2 separate regions of the Homo sapiens genome follow, and region 2 is linked to region 1. Evidence: chromatin loops called from intact Hi-C (ENCODE). Cell type or tissue: heart left ventricle. All regions are shown on one strand. Region 1 overlaps CLIP2 (CAP-Gly domain containing linker protein 2). Region 2 overlaps RFC2 (replication factor C subunit 2).

The links. A loop is a pair of places that touch in the nucleus more often than their neighbours do. Peaks named below come from ENCODE experiments on the same cell type or tissue, not always from the same donor. Only the 100,000 strongest peaks of a DNase experiment are listed, where the experiment ranks them.
Region 2: it touches region 1 in a loop (1.8-fold over the local background); 2 of 110 quality-filtered maps call a loop at or near these places.

The regions. Positions count from the first base shown.
Region 1 is chr7:74,370,306-74,375,305 of GRCh38, reverse strand. It overlaps CLIP2 (CAP-Gly domain containing linker protein 2), which reads right to left. Exons shown (of 17, transcript NM_003388.5): 9 at 2,270-2,374. Among named protein-coding and RNA genes, the nearest start is that of GTF2IRD1, 81 kb to the left of the region's middle. RefSeq lists an enhancer at 2,155-3,153. In heart left ventricle, no CTCF peak of the experiment used is centred here; a DNase peak (open chromatin) is centred at 2,312; H3K4me3 peaks cover 718 bases.
Region 2 is chr7:74,232,786-74,237,785 of GRCh38, reverse strand. RFC2 (replication factor C subunit 2) reads left to right here. Exons shown (of 11, transcript NM_181471.3): 9 at 344-424; 10 at 2,141-2,254. Among named protein-coding and RNA genes, the nearest start is that of RFC2, 19 kb to the left of the region's middle. In heart left ventricle, no CTCF peak of the experiment used is centred here; no DNase peak of the experiment used is centred here.

The DNA.
Region 1 (5,000 bases):
AAGTGTTGGGATTATAGGCATGAGCCACCGCCCAGCATTTTTTTTTTTTTTAAAAGAGACGGGGGTCTAGCTATGTTGCCCAGGCTGGAGTGCAGCCGTGCAATAATAGCTCACTGTACCCTCAAATTCCTGGGCTCAAGCAATCTTCCTGCCTCAGCCTCAAAAGCAGCTGGGACTCTATGGGCATGAGCCACCATGCCCAACTGAGTTAAAGTTCTTTGTATTTTTATTAAGAAATTTTTTTTTTGTTAACATTCTTTTTAAAGAACAGAGGCCACAGTGAATTTTGCATTATCCTGCCTTAGGAAGGATATCCAGCCCAAGGGGCTGGCTGGAGGCAGTGGCCAAGAAGGGTCCAGTTTAATGCTTAAAGCAGAAGAGGGTGCTCCCAGACCCATCTTTCAACAAAAAACTCTTAGAGGCTCCATTCTCCAAAAAACCACCTTGATCACGTTGATGGTCATAGATATGAAAATGATATATTTTCAAGCTTTAAATCTATTACAAGCTTTAAACATTTTGTTTCTGAAGGTATCCTTTAGTTCAATAAACTTATTGTTTTGTTTTTTGGTTTTTGTTTTTTTCGAGATGGAGTCTCACTCTCTTGCCCAGGCTGGAGTGTAGTGGCACCATCTCGGCTCACTGCAACCTCCACCTCCCCGGTTCAAATGATTCTCCTGTCTCAGCCTCCCAAGTAGCTGGGACTACAGGCGTGCACCACCCCGCTCAGTTAATTTTTGTATTTTTAATAGAGACAGGGTTTCACCATGTTGGCCAGTCTGGTCTTGAACTCCTGACCTCAGATGACCTCAGATGATTCACCAACCTTGGCCTCCCAAAGTGCTGGGATTACAGGTGTGAGCCACCACACCCAGCCCTGTTTTTGTGTTTTCATCAGGTTGAACCCTAGATCAAGATGCATTTGGAGGGCTCCGGCCGGTCCGCCGTGACTGGGTCAGTTTGTGCGTTCAGTCTTCATGCACATGAGTGTGTACCGTACAAGCACATGGTCACTGAGCAATGGCCAGTGTGTGCAAATGGACCCTGTGTGTCTCTGGACACCTGCACACATGCACACAGCCACTTGTGCACGGAGACCAACATGCAGAAACTGACCACTGCTCCTTCTACATCTACATACTGTTTATGGGGTGCTTTTCCAGTCATCACTTGCTGCCTGTTTTTGCTTGCTCTCAGAGGGACTGCTGGGGGGCCGGCTGGCTGTTCGCATGTGAGTGCCTGCACAGAGTGCTGGGTCCCAGGCGTGCATGGTAAGCCTGGAGGGGACTGTGGGGCCTGGAGCAGGGACTCAGAACCATGCCCTAGGAGTCTGGAAGCCTCACCCACAAGCAGAGCTGTTCCATGGCTCCAGGACCCATTATAACACCATTCCCTGGGGACACCTCCACTCCCTCAAAAGCCCCACCCCTTCCTCAGCCCCAGGTCCTTCAGCCCAGCCCCCTCCTGCACCCATGTTTCAGGCTCTCTGGGCCAGAGAAACCGGGAAGAGATCTGCAGTTCCTGACCTCCTTCCTCTCCCCAGCCTCCTCAGCTGGGGAGACAGGAGACATGGATCAGTGGTTTCTAGGTCTGCCTACATAGAGACAGGACATTCCCAGGAACTCCAACACTTTGTCATGGCAATGCATCGGGGAGACTGGGGGGTCTCACAGGACGTTCTCAGCTGCTGGGGCAATAAGCTGGGGAGCCAAGTCCCAAAAAACAAAGACCACCCCCACCCCCAACTCCACCCCAATAAGCAACACTGAGCCAGGGAACATAAGCACATTTCTTTTTGTTTTGTTTTTGAGGCGGAGTCTCACTCTGTCACCCAGGCTGGAGTGCAGTGGCACGATCTCAGCTCACTGCAACCTCCACCTCCCAGGTTCAAGCGATTCTCCTGCCTCAGCCTCCCAAGTAGCTGGGATCACAGGCATGAGCCACCACGCCCAGCTAATTTTTATATTTTTAGTAGAGATGGGGTTTCACCATGTTGGCCAGGCTGGTCTCGAACTCCTGACCTCAGGCGATCCACCCTCCTTAGCCTCCCAAAGTGCTGGGATTACAGGCGTGAGCCACCGCACCCGGCCACATAAGCACATTTCTAAATCTTGACTTCCCTCCTCCAAGGGGATGCAAAAATAAAAAATAAAAATAAAAAAGATGATAGCAGCTAAAGAAAGAGAGTCAATAATGAAACAGAGAAGCCAGAGGGGGCATCAAAGGGCAAGGTGGCTGGCGGGCCAGGCGGGTGCGGTGGCGCGGTTACCCTGTTGTCCGCTAATTCTCGGAGCAGCCGCTCGGCCTGCGCCTTCTCCAGTAGCAGGCTCTGTTCCAGCTCCCCAATGCGCGCGTGCTCCAGCTGCGTCTGGGTCTGGTCCACCCAGGGTGGACACGGTGGGGGGGTGGGGGCGGGGACGCAGGGAGGGGGGCACAGGGAAGAAGAAGCCGGAGAGAGAGAGAAAGAGAGAGAGAGAGAGAGGAGGCGTCATCTTCCGTGAACAAGGCGAGGAGAGTAGATTCATGAGCCAGAATTGCTCAGCGAAAGAGAGGAAGTCTGGGGAGGCGAGGGGTGTGGGGCCTCATGCCCACCCCTTGCTGTGTCCCGGCTGGGTCAGTGTAGGGCGGTGGGGGGTGGGGGCCTGCAAGCCATCCTCCCTCGCTGGCCCCTGCTTGGGGTAGCAATGGGCACCTCGCTTTTCTGTCCCCCCCAACCCCCAACCAGCAGCCCTTGACCTTGAAGGTCCTCATCAAGGATCTGCTCCTGGGGAGGGGCCCATCCTGTTCCCGTTCCCCTGCAGGCTGTCACTGGTTGTAGGCAAAGCATCCTCCACACAGGAGACCCACAGGATGAGGAATAAATAAAGGACCCCGGGATTCCCGCTCGACTCCCCCCCCCCCCCAAGGCCTGTGCTAAAAGTGCAAGAACCCATAACACGCAAGATGTTTCCAAAATATACCCGACCCCTCACGATCCTCTTGGCCCCAGCCTCCTTGGTGGAGGCCGGGCTGTGCCTCCCACTCCCGGGCCCCATTGCTGCCCACCCCACCGGACCCCACAGAGGACGCCTGGTCTCCACAAATCACAAGGGCACTTTTGTCCCAGCTCGACAATATCTGCTTCATCTGCTGACAAAGGCCAGCATTCTCAGGGTGTCAAGACTGGCTTTTGCATTTCACAGAACAGATCTTGGAAGGGAAGCTGGGAGGGTGAGGACATTGGGAGCAGTTTGGAGACCCAAGTTCATCTTAGGGAGAAGCCAGAGGGTCCTCTTTATACTCCAGGAGAGAAGGGGTTAAAGCAGCTGCAGGGCAGTTCTGAAGGGGCGGGGCTTAGCAAAACAGCCTCTAGGTGTGAAACCTGTAATAAAACCCCGGAAGCTTGTCTATTGGTGAAGGTGTAAACGGACATCACCTGATTAGAAATACTCCTGCAATTCATTAAGAGACATTGAGATGATTATGTCCTTTGGCCTATTTTATTTCTTGAATTTTCCTTAAGGAACAACAAAAAAAGTTCTCTCTCTCCCCTCCTCTCTCCTTCTCCTCCCTCTCCCTCTTTGTCCTTCCCTTTCTCTCTCCCCTCTCCTTCCCACTTTCTCTCTCTTCTTTCTCCCCCCCGTCTCTCTCCCTCCTTTCTTTTTCCCTCTCTCCCTCCCTCTCTCTCTCCATTCCCCTCCCTGTTTCCCTCCCTCCCTCCTTCTCTCCTTCTCTTTTCCCCTCTCTCCCTTCCTGTCTCCCCTCTTTGTGTCCCTCCCTCTCTCTTTCTCTCCTCTCCCTCCCTCCCCCGCCTCCCTCCTGGCAGTGTGTTCCAGTGCCAACAAGAAGTCAGCATGTCTCTTCCAGAAAATCACAAGCTCCATCCCAGCCACCCCTATCCCCGTCGGTGGGCACAACAGCCCTGTCTGGAACCCTCATAGATGGTGCATGATCCTACACACTGAACTGGTAGCCCGCACAGGCAAGAAAAAGCCTCCAGCTTCGCAATTTCAAGGGCAACTTCATTCGGTCCCACTCCAAAGGACTCCTCCCCTCAACCTTTTTTTTTTTTTTTTTTTTTTTGAGGCATAGTTTCCCTCTTTCACCCAGGCTGGAGCGCAGTGGCGCGATCTCGGCTCACTGCAACCTCCACCTCCCAGGTTCAAGCAATTCTCCAGCCTCAGCCTCCCGAGTAACTGGGATTACAGGTGCCTACCATCATGCCCAGCTAACTTTTGTATTTTTGAGTAGAGACGGGGTTTCACCATGTTTGCTGGTCTTGAACCTCTGACCTCAGGTGATCTGCCCACCTCAGCCTCCCAAAGTGCTGGGATTACATGTGTGAGCCACCACGCCTGGCCCCTCAACGGGTTTATATTCTGGGGGGTGGGGAGGCAGATGCAAACCATAAAAGAATAGTGAAGATCATTCCAGACTGTGATTTGCACTATGAACAGAGCACTGGGGAGAGAGTAACTGGAATGAACGTGAAATAGAGGAAACATGTAATTTACAGTGAGTTCTGAAGGATAAGAAGGACTCCTTGTACAAGGCAGGCACAAGAGGAAGAGGCGCAAGTGTTTCAGGCCGGGGAACTAGCGTGTACAAAAGCTCAGAGGCAGGACACAGCTTGTGGTGTTCCAGAAAGAGAAAAGCCTGGTGTATGATAACTTAGGGGCAGGGGTGTGAGACAGGGCTGGGACAAGGCAGGGGGGTGGTGGTGGGGGGGAGGGTTGGGCCCTGGGGGTCTTCTCTGGCCCACTCTACAGAGCCTAGATGATATCTAGTGTCTCAGTGCTAGATGTGTGAGCAGGAAAGGGGCAGGATCTGATTTACATTTTTATTTTTAAATTAGTTTTTTTTTTTTTTTTGAGACGGAGTCTCGCTCTGTTGCCCAGGCTGGAGTGCAGTGGCGCGATCTTGGCTCACTGCAACCTCTGCTTCCTTGGTTCACACCATTCTCCTGCCTCAGCCTCCCGAGTAGCTGGGACTGCAGGCGCCCGCCACCACGCCCGGCTAAT
Region 2 (5,000 bases), 140 kb after region 1:
AGTGAATTCCAAGTGGTTCTGGGCAACTGACCCCCCAAGTGATCTAAGACAGATGACTTGTGACTTTAAAGCTGTCCCCAAGTGAGCATCCTTCACAGGCCCTTGGTTGCTCTCTTGTTCATCTGTCTTATGTTTGGGAAATTTATCTTCCTGGTGCCGGAAGCACTTCTCTTTGATGGTGAGAGGAGCATTCCCCAAACTCATCCTGGTTGCTGGAGAATTTGATGAAAACAACAGGTTGAGAAGTTTTACCCATAGATTGCCTGGAAGTCGGTCTGTTGGGGCCTCCCCGCTCACATTGTCCCTTCTAGCCCCTGACCGCCTTTCCTTTCCCTTTGGCCAGGTCTGTGACGAGCCCCACCCACTGCTGGTAAAGGAGATGATCCAGCACTGTGTGAATGCCAACATTGACGAAGCCTACAAGGTTGGCCTCCTTCCCCCCGTCCTGGCAGAGGAACCGCTCACTTCTTGGGCAGAGGAGAGCGGGAGCCCTTCTGGTACCAGGGACATTATACACATCACTCCATTCATTCTTGAAATCTTACTTGGGAGACTGAGGCAGGAGGATTTGTTGAGCCTTGGAGGTCAAGGCTGCAGTGAGCTGTGATTGCGCCACTGTACCCCAGCCTGGGTGATGGTGAGACCCTGTCTCAGGAAAAAAAAAAAATTATTAATATCATGCTATGTGTTAATCTGTCTAGGAACTGGAAAAAAAAAATTATGCTAGGAGTTGGGTGCACTTTACTGATGAGAAAACTGATTCAGAGGCTGAATTCCTTGTCCTAAATCACTGTGTTTGTTTATTTATTTATTTATTTATTTATGTAGAAACAGGGTCTTACTCTGTTGCCCAGGCCGGAATGCACTGGCGCGGTCACAGCTCACTGTAGCCTCTACCTCTCAGGCTCAGGCGATCCTCCCACCTCAGCCTCCCAAGTAGCTGGGACTACAGGCACATGTCACTATGCCCAGCCCTAAGTCATGGTTTAAAAGCAGTAGAACTAGAATTCAAAATGGTGTTTTTCTCCTGTAATTATATCCTCTGCAGGAGAAATTTGTCAGCCAAAGTCAGGAGGAAAGACCAGCCTAGCTCCTTCTCCAGGGAAGCCATCTTCTCTCCAGTTAAGGGGAAGTGTCCCCATCCATTCTCATAGGCACAGGCATTCTGGGATCCAGCAGCCCCCAGCTAGCCAGGAGAGGAGGGAGCAGGAAGATTCTAGCCTCACAATGGGACTGAGTGCTGTGAGCAGATTCCAGCAGATGTGGCTGGGGTTCAGGCGACCTCAAGCCACATGGGTGTGGTGTGGTTGGTGTGGTTCAAGGTCATTGATCCAGTCATGGTTTCCCTCTGCCTACCCCCTAACAAACTAGGTTGGAAGTTGACTGGGTTTAGGGCATAGTTCCACCCAATGTGAAACCGGAGTGCAAGGCGGGGAGACTGAGCAGAGACCCAGGCCCAGGGTCCCTGAGTAGACCTGAAGAAAGCCTTCAGATTTGTGGGCACAGAGCTTCTCTGCCTCCTGAATTCACCCCAAGATGCCAAAACAAAGGCAAAAAGGCCTGCCTCCAGACGCTGCAGCCTGGGTGGGGCAGGGTGGGTGGGAAGCAGGAGGCTGGGATTACCCAGTCAGGGTGTGCTCCAGGCTCGTCCTGCAGAGGTTGCATTGGGACTGCAGCTGGATGAAGCTAGCAGATGAATGGTCTGCTTTTTCCACTTTGCTATACCTAGTCATCAGATTAATAAAGCATTTTAAGAGCTCCGGATCAAGAGATTACATGGGTGTGGTAGTAGACCATTTTGCAACACAGCTTAACACATTTGCGATAGGCTGGGCTCAGTGGCTCATGCCTGTAATCCCAGCACTTTTGGAGGTCGAGGCAGGAGGATTGCTTGAGGCCGGGAACTTGGGACCAGCCTGGGCAATATAGCAAGACTCTTATCTTTATATTACTGAAAAAAAAATATTTAAGCAAAACAACAATACATTTGCAATGTTATCTCTCTATCTGCCATGAAAATCAGTTAAGGTACCCCCATGTGACCTGAAGGGTGGGCCCCACCAGCTGTGGTGAGTCTCAAAATCACATGTCTTCTTACAGTTTAAAGTGGTAAGCAGCCTTTTCTGTCTCCTTTGTCTAGATTCTTGCTCACTTGTGGCATCTGGGCTACTCACCAGAAGATATCATTGGCAACATCTTTCGAGTGTGTAAAACTTTCCAAATGGCAGAATACCTGAAACTGGAGTTTATCAAGGTCGGTGAGAATGTAGAAATGCCTCTGTCCTCAAGAATGTGGCCCATAGTGGCCGGGTGCTGTGGGCCACACCTGTAATCCCAGCACTTTGGGAGGCCGAGGTGGGCAGATCACCTGAGGTCAGGAGTTCGAGACCAGCCTGGCCAACGTAGTGAAAGCCTCTGTCTACTAAAAATACAAAAATTAGCTGGGCATGGCTGGGCGTGGTGGCTCATGCCTGTAATCCCAGCACTTTGGGAGGCCGAGGTGGGCGGATCACCTGAGGTCAGGAGTTTGAGACCAGCCTGGCCAACATGGCAAAGCCCCATCTCTACTAAAAATACAAAACTTAGCTGGGTGTGGTGGCAAGCGCCTATAATCCCAGCTACTTGGGAGGCTGAGGGAGGAGGATCGCTTGAACCTGGGAGGTGGAGGTTGCAGTGAGCCAAGATCGCACCACTGCACTCCAGCCTGGGCAGCAGAGCGAGACTGTCTCAAAACAAAAAAAAAAGACTGTGGGCCCTGGCTTCGCTTTCTCTGCTCACAGGCCTGGCATCTAGAAGGTGCTCAGTGTTTCCCAACTGCAGTGGGAGGGAGGCTGTGTCTTAGTTCCTTTGAGTTACTATAAAGGAATACCAGAGACTGGGTAATGTAGAAAGAAAAGAGGTTGATTTGGCTCACAGTTCTGCAGGCTGTACATGTAGCATGATGCCAGCATCTGCTTCTAGGGAGGGGTTCAGGCTGCTTCTGCTCATGTTGGAAGGGGAAGTGGGAGCCTGTGCATGCAGAGACCACCTGTTGAGAACGGAGGGAGGTGCCAGGCTCATTTGAACAGCCAGCTCTCCAGGGACCTAATTGATCCAGAACTCACTCACTACCTTGGGGTGGGCACCAAGCCATTCACGTGGGATCTTCCTCATGACCCAAACATCCCCACATTGGGGACCAAATTCCAAATGAGATTGGAAGGGGACAGACGTCCAAACTAGATCAACGTGGCTGATTGTCCTGAGGACCAAGTTTGTTTCACACAGTTCTGATTTTCTTCATTCAAGGCTCTCTTGTGTATTGACTGATTGATTGATTTTTCAAGGTTAGATTAATTGAGGTTTAATTTACATAGAGTAAAATTCAGCCTGTTAGGTACAGGACAAACGCACTCAGTCATGCAAACACTATCACCATCAGGATGCAGAATCTGTCATCCCAGAACAACTCATGTGTCCCTTTGAAGCCAGCCCCCTCCCCGACTACCACTTGGAAACTACCGATGTAGTTTCTGTTTCATGGGATACAGTTTTCCAGAATATCATATAAATGGGATCATGTAGAACTTAGCCTTGTGAGTTTGGCTTCTTTCTTTCACTGTAGCAGAAATGCCTTTCAGATGTGTCCACGCTGGTACTTCTATCCATGAGTCAGTCCGTGTTATCACTGAGAAGTAATCCATCCTGTGCGTGTACCACAGTTTGCTTATCTGTCCATCAGCTGGAGGACATTTGGGTTTACAGATTGTGGTGACTGTGAATAAAGCCAGTGTAAACATTTGCATATATGGATTAGTGTGAATGCAAATGTTAAGTTTTTCTTTTTCCCAAGTAAGTTCCCAGGGGTGAAATTGCCTGGGAAAATGATAAGTGTATGTTTTACTCGATAAGGAACTGCCAAACGGTTTTCCGAAGTGGCTGCAGCACGTGCATTCCCACCAGCATTCCGGAGGATCCTCAACCTAGCCACCACATGGAGTGCTCAGTTTGGTTTTTAAGCCATTCTAATAGGTGTGTAATGACCGGATGCAGTGGCTTACACCTGTAATCCCAGCTACTCGGGCGGCTGAGGGAGGAGGATCGCTTGAACCCAGGAGGTGGAGGTTGCAGTGAGCTGAGATCACACCCCTGCACTACAGCTTGGGCGACAAGAGTGAGACTCCATCTTAAAAAAAAAAAAAAAAAAAAAACCAATAACAACAACAACAAAATAACCTAATAGGCATGTGATGAGATCTCATTGTGCCTTTAATTTGCATTTCCCTAATTACTATGCTGAACATTTAATCATGTGCTCGTTTGCCATCCAGAATCTTCTTTGATGAAACATCTGTTCATATATACCCATTTTTTAAAATTTTTACATTTTTTATTTTAATTGTACTGTATTTTTTGTTTAGAGATCATGTTAAGACCGGCCAATTTTTATATTTTTGGTGGAGACGGGGTGTCCCCGTGTTGCCAAGGCTGGTCTTGAACTCCCGGGCTCAAGTGATCCTCCCGCCTCGGCCTCCCAAAGTGCTAGAATTACAGGTGTGAGCCACTGCGCCTGGCCTACCTTTTTTATGTTTTTGAGAGACAGGGTCTTGCTCTGTCACCCAGGCTGGAGTGCAGTGGTGCGATCATAGTTCACTGCAGCCTCAACCTTCCATGCTCAAGCAATCCTCCCACCTCAGGCTCCCGAGTAGCTGGGACTGCAGGCATGTGCCACTACACTTGGGTCATTTTTATTTTCTTTTTTTCGTAGAGTTTGGGTGTTGCTATGTTGCCCAGGCCCAACTCTGGGCAAGTGATCCTCCTGCCTCAGCCTCCCAGAATGCTGGGATTACAGGTGTGAGCTACTGCTCCAGGTCTAAATCTACCCATTTTTTAATTGGGTTGTTTGATTTTTATTACTGAATTTATTTACTTATTTATTTTTGAGATGGAGTCTTGCTCTGTTGCCCAGGCTGGAGTGCAGTGGCACTATCTCAGCTCACTGCAACCTTCGCCTCCCAGGT